Regions from separate parts of the Mus musculus genome. Here region 2 is linked to region 1. Evidence: chromatin loops called from intact Hi-C (ENCODE). Cell type or tissue: left cerebral cortex. All regions are shown on one strand.

What was found. Peaks named below come from ENCODE experiments on the same cell type or tissue, not always from the same donor. Only the 100,000 strongest peaks of a DNase experiment are listed, where the experiment ranks them.
Region 2: a loop joins it to region 1, with 4 times the contacts of the local background. A loop is called at or near these places in 3 of 42 quality-filtered maps.

What each region holds. Positions count from the first base shown.
Region 1 is chr2:91,919,542-91,924,541 of GRCm38, forward strand. Chrm4 (cholinergic receptor, muscarinic 4) reads left to right here and starts at 2,648. Exons shown (of 2, transcript NM_007699.2): 1 at 2,648-2,802. In left cerebral cortex, CTCF peaks have their summits at 2,337 (motif pointing right) and 4,691 (motif pointing left); DNase peaks (open chromatin) are centred at 1,796, 2,380, 2,555, 3,400 and 3 more places; H3K4me3 peaks cover 3,450 bases; H3K27ac peaks cover 3,205 bases.
Region 2 is chr2:91,707,245-91,712,244 of GRCm38, forward strand. It overlaps Atg13 (autophagy related 13), which reads right to left and starts at 3,348. Exons shown (of 17, transcript NM_001355419.1): 1 at 3,003-3,348. Harbi1 (harbinger transposase derived 1) reads left to right here and starts at 3,608. Exons shown (of 3, transcript NM_178724.5): 1 at 3,608-4,007; 2 at 4,836-5,000. The coding sequence starts at 4,952. In left cerebral cortex, a CTCF peak has its summit at 2,955 (motif pointing right); DNase peaks (open chromatin) are centred at 3,318 and 3,630; H3K4me3 peaks cover 2,280 bases; H3K27ac peaks cover 1,592 bases.

The DNA.
Region 1 (5,000 bases):
GACAGCTCACAACTGTCTTAACTCCTGTTCCAAGGGATCCAACACCTTCATACAGATAAACATTCAAAACACCAATATACATAAAAATATTTCTTTAAAGTATAGTAGAAAATCCAAGGAACTGCCAGCAGCTGGACTACCACAGGTAGGATACTGGGTGGAGGTGGGGATGGTGAGAATTACAGGTTCTGACACAACAAAGATGAAAACAAAAATGGCCAAGCAAGTAATGCAAACTGAGGTACTGTGAACTGTATCTGCAGTTCACTGTAGGGTACTGCCAGTGGATTGTGTCAGTAAACATCCACTAGCTGTGTGACTTTGGACAAGCCACTTGCCTTTTCTGTGCCTTGACCTTCCTTGCAGGAGTGTACTACGGAACTCCTTCAATTTACTTTCAGACCCATAAAATCAATCAAACCACTGCAACTCGCAGAGTACAGGCATCTTGAGACCTGCCTTCCTTTAAGGGAAAGAAGTTGAATTAAAATATTTGATGGGTGGAAGGACACCCACTGCCAAGCTTATTCTACTACAAACAGATGTATGCCTTGGTTTGACAGGAGAGACTCTGAATTTCTTGAGTGTAAACAATGTGCTAAGTGTGCTTGATCTACCCCCATCAAAACCCCTCAAGTAATGACTTCAGTTATCAGGACCACGTGACTAACAGCCAAGGTACACACAGCTGGGTCTGTCATCAACACAGAAGTCAAGGCACAGGGGAAACCGAACATGCTCTCTAGTTGATTGCAAACAGGATATAAAGAGGGTTTGTGATATAGTGGTCTAAAAGTGAGCATGCCTTAACTACCCGTTCTGATTGGTTAGTCATACCTTGTCTCCACACCAGTTCCTTAGGAAGTCCACATCCAGGGAGAGCCTCCTTAGTGGTAAGCCTTTGCAGGACCCCTTACACATTACAACCACATGGTGTCAGCAGGATAAAGACTGGTAGTCCCTTAAGAAAGCGTTCCAAGACCCAGTTAGAACAAAGAAAGCAGAGAGACTAAATTGGGTCCCCTAGTTCCAGCTCAGCTTTCCAGAGTTCACCCGTGAGCTCTGAGATGTAGGTGGGTGAGGTAAAGGCCCAGGCTTCACAGATTGCATTGGCTTTGCCCGTGGTTGGAGGCGTTTTTGTTTTCTGGACCCTCCTGTCCTTAACAAGTCTCCTCATTTGACGGCTTAACATTCTGCCCTCTCCCATACACACAACACTTTCACTCTCCCAAGAGCACCCTGCTCCTGGCCCCCAGGGAGGGGGATATGGTAAAGTGGAAGATGTCGGTAACAACTGAGCCTCTCCTCTCCTGTGAAGTGGGGGCAAGAACAATAGCACTTCCTTCATTTTTTCCTTCAGAGGATCATGGAAGACCAAAGCGCCCATGGGAGGGAAGATGGCTTCTCACACTAGCCTGCCCTCAACTTTGTCCAATGTTGACGTCCCTCTCTTCAGCATGGAGAAACCTGAACCAGGAGCCTTCTCTCACGGACTCTAGCTCAAGTCTCCACTCATTCATTCTCTGTTCCTAACTCCTCTGTCGTTACAAAGCTATCCCTACCACTACCACTGTCCCCAGGAGCCCCTACCAGCCCTTGCAGGAGAGTAGAGGAGAGCTGAGACTCAGGTGGTTTTTCCAAGAAGTCAGCCGGCTTAAAGTTAATTGGCTGTTGACACTCAAGAAGCTTTGTGGGTGACCGGTACTCAGGACCCCGGGCGCGAAGGGGTGCATTCAACCCTGGCTGGCGGGTGCTTGATCTGAGCAACTGGCCTTCGCACCAAGGACGTGTGGGGCTGTCCGAGGTGCTGAACCTGCCTACTTTGGGCCTTAGCCTAGTACTGTTGCGGGAGGTCTAGGAGACTGGACTTTCCTTCATGGCCTGTTCTGTCCCAGGTGACCTTGGGCACCTGGCTTCCCCACATAGGCAGCGATGAACTCATTCGCGGCTGGATAGGAGACTCGTGCCATCTTCAGTCTCACAGCTAATGCGCGTCCCTTCCCGGGCGTGGAGAGTGACAAGATCTTTAGCCAGGGTAGATGCTCGCCTGTCCAGTCTCACCTGCTCTTCCCCAGGCCCCGACGGCTGCAGTCTTTTGGCTGTCCAGCGGCTATCAGGCAGCGCTCTGTCCCGACAGAAGCACGTTGCTAGATCTGCCCCGCCGCACACCAGGGGCCTGTTGGGGCCAAACCCTCAAGACCAGGATTTAACCTCAGGCGGAACGACGAAGGGGCTACAAGCCGTGGAGAGGTTCGAAAACACTTCGGTGTCCAGAGTGCGTGGTTAGGGCGGAGGCGGGGCTCATAGCCAAGCTTGGCCGCCTGGTTCTTCCCCAGCCCGCGAGGGGGCGCCTAGTCCCCATGACAACGCGGACAGCCCCCACCCCACCCCCCGGAGGGCAGAGCCGGAGGCTAATCCTCCCTGGCGACTGTGGGCGGTGCCCTCGGTGCTGGAGTCCGGAGTTGCGGGCCATCTCCCGGGAAGGGTGTGAGCATCAAGGGTGCCTGACACTCCAGGTGGTGACCCCCGCGCGTCGCCGCTGGGTGACCGGCCCCGGGCGGGCGGTGCGTCCCCACCACGATTGGCTGCTTCCCTGTGACATCACGCGGCTCGGAGAAAAGTGCGAGCGTGAGCGCGAGTCGGAGCCACAGCGCCGGGAGCTGCAGGCGAAGCAGGGGCCGCCCCTTGGCACCCTGTCCCCGCCCCCGGCCCCCGGCCCAGTCGCCCACCCCACCGACTCGCAGGGCCTCTGGCTAGTTCCGCCGTCTGTCCGGCGCCAGCGGAGCAAGACAGAAGCAGCGGGTGAGTAACTCCGCGGAATCGCGGGGGCGGGGGGCTTCTATGCAAGATGAGGATGTAGGGTTCTGGGACCCCCTGAAGGTCTCCAGAGGTGGGTCGGGCTGGAACAGGGCCCCAGACCCCTTTGAAAGGCAAGCGCGGTGCGGAAGGGGCGGAGAGCTCAGAGATGGGGCACCCCTCTGGAAGAAGGACCCCAGGTCTCTAAAAGGTTTCTCTAGGTGAACCTCTAGGGATTGGTGATCATTGAGAAGGCTAGGGGAGGAATAGTCCCAGCCCACAGCCCAACCCCGAAGCAGAGCAGCCGTCGGGTCAGGACCCACACTCCCTCACTCCCTCCCGTTGGCTCTTCTTCAAGGCGCCGGAAGATGAAGCCCCAAAGCGCCCGTTTCCCGCCCGTCTCCCTGCCCTCCGTTCCCACCTTGGCCCACCGGGAGCCTCCAGTACGCTCTAGCCCGTTGGAGTCCTCTGTCCGCGACCTTGAGCCCCGACGGAAAACACCCCTGTTCTCTCCTGTTTCCCTTCCCCCTCTCCAGGAGTACCCTCTCTTTTACTCATCCGGGGAGATACATCTCCCAGCCCTCCACCCTCCCAGCTCTTAGAGGAAGTGTTAGGCACAATGATTTGGCCCAATATCCAGCACCCCTCTCTCTTCCCCTAAAGTACAGAGGCTTCTCTCCGCCTCAGGAACAGTCCTGGGGGCCATAGCTTTCCTGAAGTGATCACTTAATAATCGAAAATCTACCCCACGGGCGCCCAGAGCACCCTTTCCCGACTTGTCCCCAGCAGGGGTAGGGGCTCGAGAACCCGCGGAAGCACATTGCCCACGCCCAGAGACTACAGGAACTGCGTGCCTGGGGGTTGATGGGAGGGCGGGGCATCGGAGAACCTTGGCCCTTTCGACCAGGACCCAGACGTGATGGAGCCGGGAGATGGGCCCAAGGGTAAGCCCCGAGATTGTCTTTGAGATAGACCTGAGCCCACAGCTTGGGAACTCGGTGCCTATTTTGACTGACAGGACTAGACAGGGCCTCTCCAGGGGTTGCGGGTTGAAGAGTGAAGAACAATTTTACCCTCCTGACCCAGGCCTCGACTGGGCTCCCCGTTTGGAGGCTCTACCCCTGCCCTCAATGCGTAGGGCACATCAAACTGAGCTCGGTGACCCTCACGGCTCGACGACTATCGCAGAGGCTTCTCGACAGAAGTCAGCCCACTGCTGGGACTGCACGCTCTCCATTCTTGACGATGCAGTTAGGACCAGGTGCCTGGGGCCACTAAGATAATGGTTCCAAAGTCAGGGTTTCTTCGCAGCCCAAATTTTGCTCCTTTCTCAACCCTTTCCCCACCCACAGACCGGGCGCTTGCCGGTGGTTCCCGCCATGGGAACTGGTCATTCGCTGATAGTCCAGCATTTGCTCCCGCACACAAATTCGCGGTTACGGCCACCCAAGCTCTATGGCCAGACACGCACACACATGCACACGCACGTGTCCACATGGCGCTGGTATGCTCACACGTTCAAAGGCGCACCGGTATCCAGGCGTGGCGGGGCGCACACTGGCACATGCAAACAGCTACTAGTGTCTACTCGAGCTCCCGAGTAGTCACACACAAACACAACTCGCACTCGTTTTCCCACCTACACGTTCCTTGATGGGTGCCTTGCGGGGTGCGGGTGGAATCCCGACGCCCTAAAGTTTTTCATCCTCGAAACCCTGGCCGAACCTAAGGGACCTTTGTGGCAACCTGGGACCACGGAGACAGGCAGTATCTCCCTCCCTTTGCTCCTTTGTGGGAGAAGCCCTGCCCTGACGCTTTTCTGTATTTGCGGTTTACTCTGGGACTTGACGTGGTGAACCTCCGGCTCGGGGTCCGGAGCTGGCACCGGGGACCGACATTGCCATCTAGCGGTGCTCACAGGCCAGGGTGATGGCTGCTTGCCTTCTCGGATTCTAGATGGGCGGGATTTGGGGGGGGGGGGGAGGCAGAGAATTGTGCCTGAAGGTGCTGTGGTCTGAACATCTGAGAGACTATCAGAGAAGTCTAGAAAGAAAACTGGGACCAAGTTGAGAAAACTGAATTTACCCAGTCTGCATCTGTCGGGGCTCCGGGAAGACCAAACCACCCACCATTCATCTGGTCATTTACTTGTCAAGGCTGTTTCTTGGTCCCAGGAGGACAAAAGGTCAAACCCAAGTGAGGGA
Region 2 (5,000 bases), 210 kb before region 1:
GATTTCTGAGTTTGAGGCCAGCCTGGTCTACAAAGTGAGCTCCAGGACAGCCAGGGCTATGTAGAGAAACCCTGTCTCGAAAAACCAAAAAAAAGAAAGAAAGAAAGACAGACAGACAAGAAGGCAACAATGGAAGGAGTGAAAAAGTGATATTCTGATAAATCAGAATTTTGGACTGCAAAATTGTTCAGTGCCTAAAATGTTTACTACCCATGAATGAGGACCTAATTTCATGTTCACAGCATCCATGTAAAACCCAGGCAATACAGAAAGCAGCTCTAGCCCATCACCATGGAGGTAGACACATAGGGAATGTGGGAAGCTTGCTAGCCAGCCCGCATAAGCAAAGCAGCAAGCTCCAGGTGTCCTGAGACCTTGTCACCACATTTAAGACAGAAGTTAACAGAAAACACCTGATTTTGACTTTAAGGGTGCACACAAATGCACACACACACAGATGTGGGTGCAGACAGAAATCAGAATTTTCAGTGGAAAAATCAGAATATAATCTCTAGAACTATAGTAGCTATTTATGTTTACATACCAAACAACACAGCAATAAAATACATGAAGCAAAAATTCCTAGAGGGATGGTGAGATGGCTCGGCAGGTAAAGGAATTTGCCACAAGGCCTAATGACATGGGTTTTATCCTTGTACCCTCATGGTAAAAAGAGAAACTACTCCCACACATTCTCTGTCCTTCACAAGTGCCCTGGCACACATGTGCCTATTCACATAAACAAAATCCAAAAAATAAACTCGGCTGAGGGAGGAGAGAAAAAAAATCCACAAAGGGTTAAAGGTAAAATAATTAACAAAACAATAAATCTTTATTTAAAACAGAGTAATTAACATCCACCTCAGAGAATCTGACCTTAATGCCATCTTAAGTTATCTTTAAATAAGAAAGCCATTGACAATACTAAAAGGGAGAGGTAACCCCTTTAAAATGACTGTAAAAATGACTTTAAAAGAACTGTAAATGTCTTTTCTTTTCTTTTTTTTTTTTTTTTTTTGGTATTTTCGAGACAGGGTTTCTCTGTGTAGCCCTGGCTGTCCTGGAACTCACTCTGTAGACCAGGCTGGCCTCGAACTCAGAAATCCGCCTGCCTCTGCCTCCCAAGTGCTGGAATTAAAGGCGTGTGTCACCACCGCCCGGCGTGTAAAATGTCTTTTAATTCTACATTTTATTCATATATCTGTGAACCAGAAGTGGAAGCAGCATTTTCCAAAGCTGTAATCCTGTTATGACTTCTATTAATTCTTCACTTAGCCAATACTTTTCCTAACAGTCAACTGTACTTGGCCATTCAGTTGCTTTTCTAAGTAGCGGTGATTCACACTGTCATCCCTTCTCGTGTGCCCAAGGACATTAGGCTGCCTGTGCTGCTTACAATGGCCTTCAGAAGACTTTTCTTTTCTAAGATTTATTTATTATTATATGTAAGTACACTGTAGCTGTCTTCAGACACTCCATAAGAGTGCATCATGGTGTATTACAGATGGTTGTGAGCTGCCATGTGGTTGCTGGGATTTGAACTCAAGACCTCTGGAAGAGCAGTCAGTGCTCTTAACCACTGAGCCATTTCTCCAGCCCCGCAGAAGACTTTTCTAATAAGTTGCTCCAATGCACTCTACAGTTAAAAGCAGGCAGGTATTTAAAATGAATGTGAAAATAATTTTAATGAGTTATAAGCCTTTAAAAGATTTAAATTCAGTCTATAGTGTTTGGTATGGTAGTTCACACTTCTAGTATTCAGGAGGAAGAGATTCAGGAGTTCAAGGTCACCCAAAACTATATAAAGTGAAAACCAGCCTAGGCTATATAAATATCCTGTCTCAAAAACCTACAAGAGCAGATAGATAGATAGTGTTGTTTGGTTGTATTACATGCCTATAGCCCAGACCTGGGGAGTCAGAGGCAATAGGACTGCTAACAAGTTCAATACTAGCCTAGTCTACATAGTGAGTTCCAGGCCAACAAGTGTAATACACAAAAAGATCTTGTCTCAAAAAGCAGAGATTAATTGGTTGTGAATATAGCTCTGTAGTAGACTGAGCAGAGTGATAGGTTAAACCTCAAGTAAGAACACGTATGTGTTTGTGTATAGATATATAATTATTGTATACATATAAACATATACATATAAATAAATTTATACATATTTCATTAGGAGAATTTCAAAACTAGACATGATGGTATATGCTAGATAATCTCAACACTTACGATGCCGGGAAAGGAGGATCAGTAACTCAAGGCAAACAAACCCTGGCTGCATAGGTGAACCCTGTTTCCAACTATCCCAACCTAGGCCTGTGACAGCCTGCGTCGGTATTCTCAGCTCCTCAGGAGGCTGAGTGAAGAAGATAACTGAAGCACAGGAGTTTAAGGCCAACCTGGGCTACGGGCTACCACCGAAGTGGGGAGGGGGGAGCCAACAAAGGAATGTTACCTTGAGGATAGATTGAGCAGATTAACTAGGAAAAAAGTGAATGAGAGATTTACAACCCAAGAAGGTGCTTAGCCACTTAATTCAGAGATTTAATGAGAATAGGTTTTCGCAGGTTATTCCACTGCCAGTAAGAACATAGTCCCCTTTTTCACTAGTCAAGTCACCCTCACTTACAGGAGGACTTCATACTTGGCATTAAAAATTTTTTTTGATTGACTGAAAACTTACCTAACCTACCTTGATACCCAACACCGGAGTTACGGCCCTACAAATGTTCTCCAATAGATCTTTTTGACATAACTCAAAGAGACAATAAAGTAGCAAGAAAATTTCGGGGGATGTCTGTAACGGTTGGGACGCCTCAAGAGCCAACAGGGTCTACACCAACCCAACTTCTCGTAGAAAACATAATCAGGGGATTATGGAACTGAACCTCGGTTGCTTGGCTTGGGCGTCCCCAAGGTGGTGGCCAAGGGAACACAGATCAGTGACCTCCCACTCGGGGGCGCTGAAAGATCCGGGGGTTATTACCCTCAAAAGTGAGTACCTGCGAAGCTACGGCACAGAGAGTGGCTCCGGGCTCTCATTCCGGAGGCCGGGGCCTGGGGCCGGCCAACTGCACCTCCCAGCAGAGGGTTCCGCGCTCCCGGGCGGTAGTGACAGCACAGGTCGCAGAGAGATATCTCACGCTAACGAGGCTCCGGGATCCCAGAACTGAAAAAGCTGTCGGACTGGTGTGGACTGGTTTTTCTCAGAGCTTCCCCTTCACACGTCAAACGATCTCTCCCGCCCTAAGCCAGCAACCAGTCGCTGCCCGGCGCCGCCATCCTTAGTGTTTGTTTTCATCCGCTTCAGTGCAGGCGGTGGGGAGGTAGAGCGCTACGGAGGAAATGCAGCTGCCTAAATTCAGCTGCACTTTCGCTACACCACAAACGACCTATTTAATATTTCTGTACATCAGAGTCTTCAAGAAAGGCGGCTTATTTCCAGAAATAAATCATATGATTAATTTTAAAGCCTTTTAGGAGAAAAAAAAGGGTTTGGGAAGGAATTTAGGGAGTTGGAGACTGGGCTTCGTGTAGAATGTACGGAAGCGAAGCGCAGGCCGCGGTGGCCGAGGTGCTGATGACGCGGCGTGGGGCGGGCGCTGACGCGGAAGGGGAGGTGCGGCTGTTGCGCACCGTGGCGGCTTGTGTGCGGCCGTGGGTTCCGGAGGCGGGCCTTCTTCGGCCCCGAGGGTGGAGAGTGCTCCGGTTAATCCGGTAGCTACGGAAAGGTGGCGATCAGCGTTCGGTTATTCTGGGTCGAGCAGCCAGACTTTGGTTATCTTACTATTTTTGAGACAAGGTCTCGCTGTGTAACTCAGGTTAGCTTTGAACGTAATGTAGCTCCAGCAGGCATGGAGCACGCGGCGATGCTACCCAGTTTCCAGAATGCTAACATTACAGGCTGGACCAGCCTTAGGAGCTTTTTGTTTTGTTTTACTTTGTTTTGACTGGTGCTCGTAGTCCACGCTTGCCTCGCACATGATCTTCTGGTCTACACTTCCCAAGTACAGTGAGCCCATTCCTGGCTGGGGCATCTTTACTTACACGGCTTTTAAAGGAATAAACTTTTTAAATACATTTATGTTTTGGAGGCGGGCGTGATGTGGCAAGGGTGTTGGACGATTCTTTCTTTCCACCATATGGATCTCAGATAGCCAACTAATTTATTTCACCAGGCTTCACAGGCAAACCCTGTGCCCTCGGAGCCATCTTTGTCCCTTAATACTGTTTTGAAAGCGGGTTGAAAAGTGGCCTCGGTGTTCCAGACCTACCTGGTTCACTTAGCTTTTTCCTCCTTTCCTTCCTTTTATACTCTTCCTTCCTTTCTAGCCTAAAGCTTCGGGATTTGGGTCTCTTGAGATGAAGGGAAAGCCTGTTACAGCAGACAGTGTAGGTCCCCAGGCAGGGCCACAGACTGTCTTTCTTCCTTTCTCCCCCCCCCCCACCCCCCCTTTGTTCTACATCTCTAGTTGGACTGGTTTGAGCACTCCCTCATCTGTGGAGCCATAGGGCTTTGCAAAACAAACCTCTGAGTAACCCTTAAGGTGTTTTCAACTTGTCAGCTGTCTCCTGGTTGCCACAGACCTCTTTTACCTTGTAAATTGTTTGTTCTCATGTGTTGTTCTCAGTTGAAATGCCAGGCAGTAGATGAGCCACTGGGATTGAACTCTTATTGTCTGCAAATTAGATCAAGTTTGTCATACAATAGTGAGTCAGTGGAGATAAATCTAGAGTTAACAAGTGAATGGCTGAAAAAGGTGTAGGTTTTGAGTCATTTGGTATGGTTTGGATCACGTTTCTAATTATTTTTTTCTTTTAATTAACATTTACAGAAAGAAGATTATAAATGTCAGAGCCATTTAACTGATGGTTAGCTGTTGAATTCTGATACTTACTGCGCTGGGAAAAATTCGGGAAAAGCAGATAGAAGAGGACCTCCACATTAGCAATGGCTATTCCAATAACAGTGCTTGACTGTGATCTCTTGCTGTATGGCC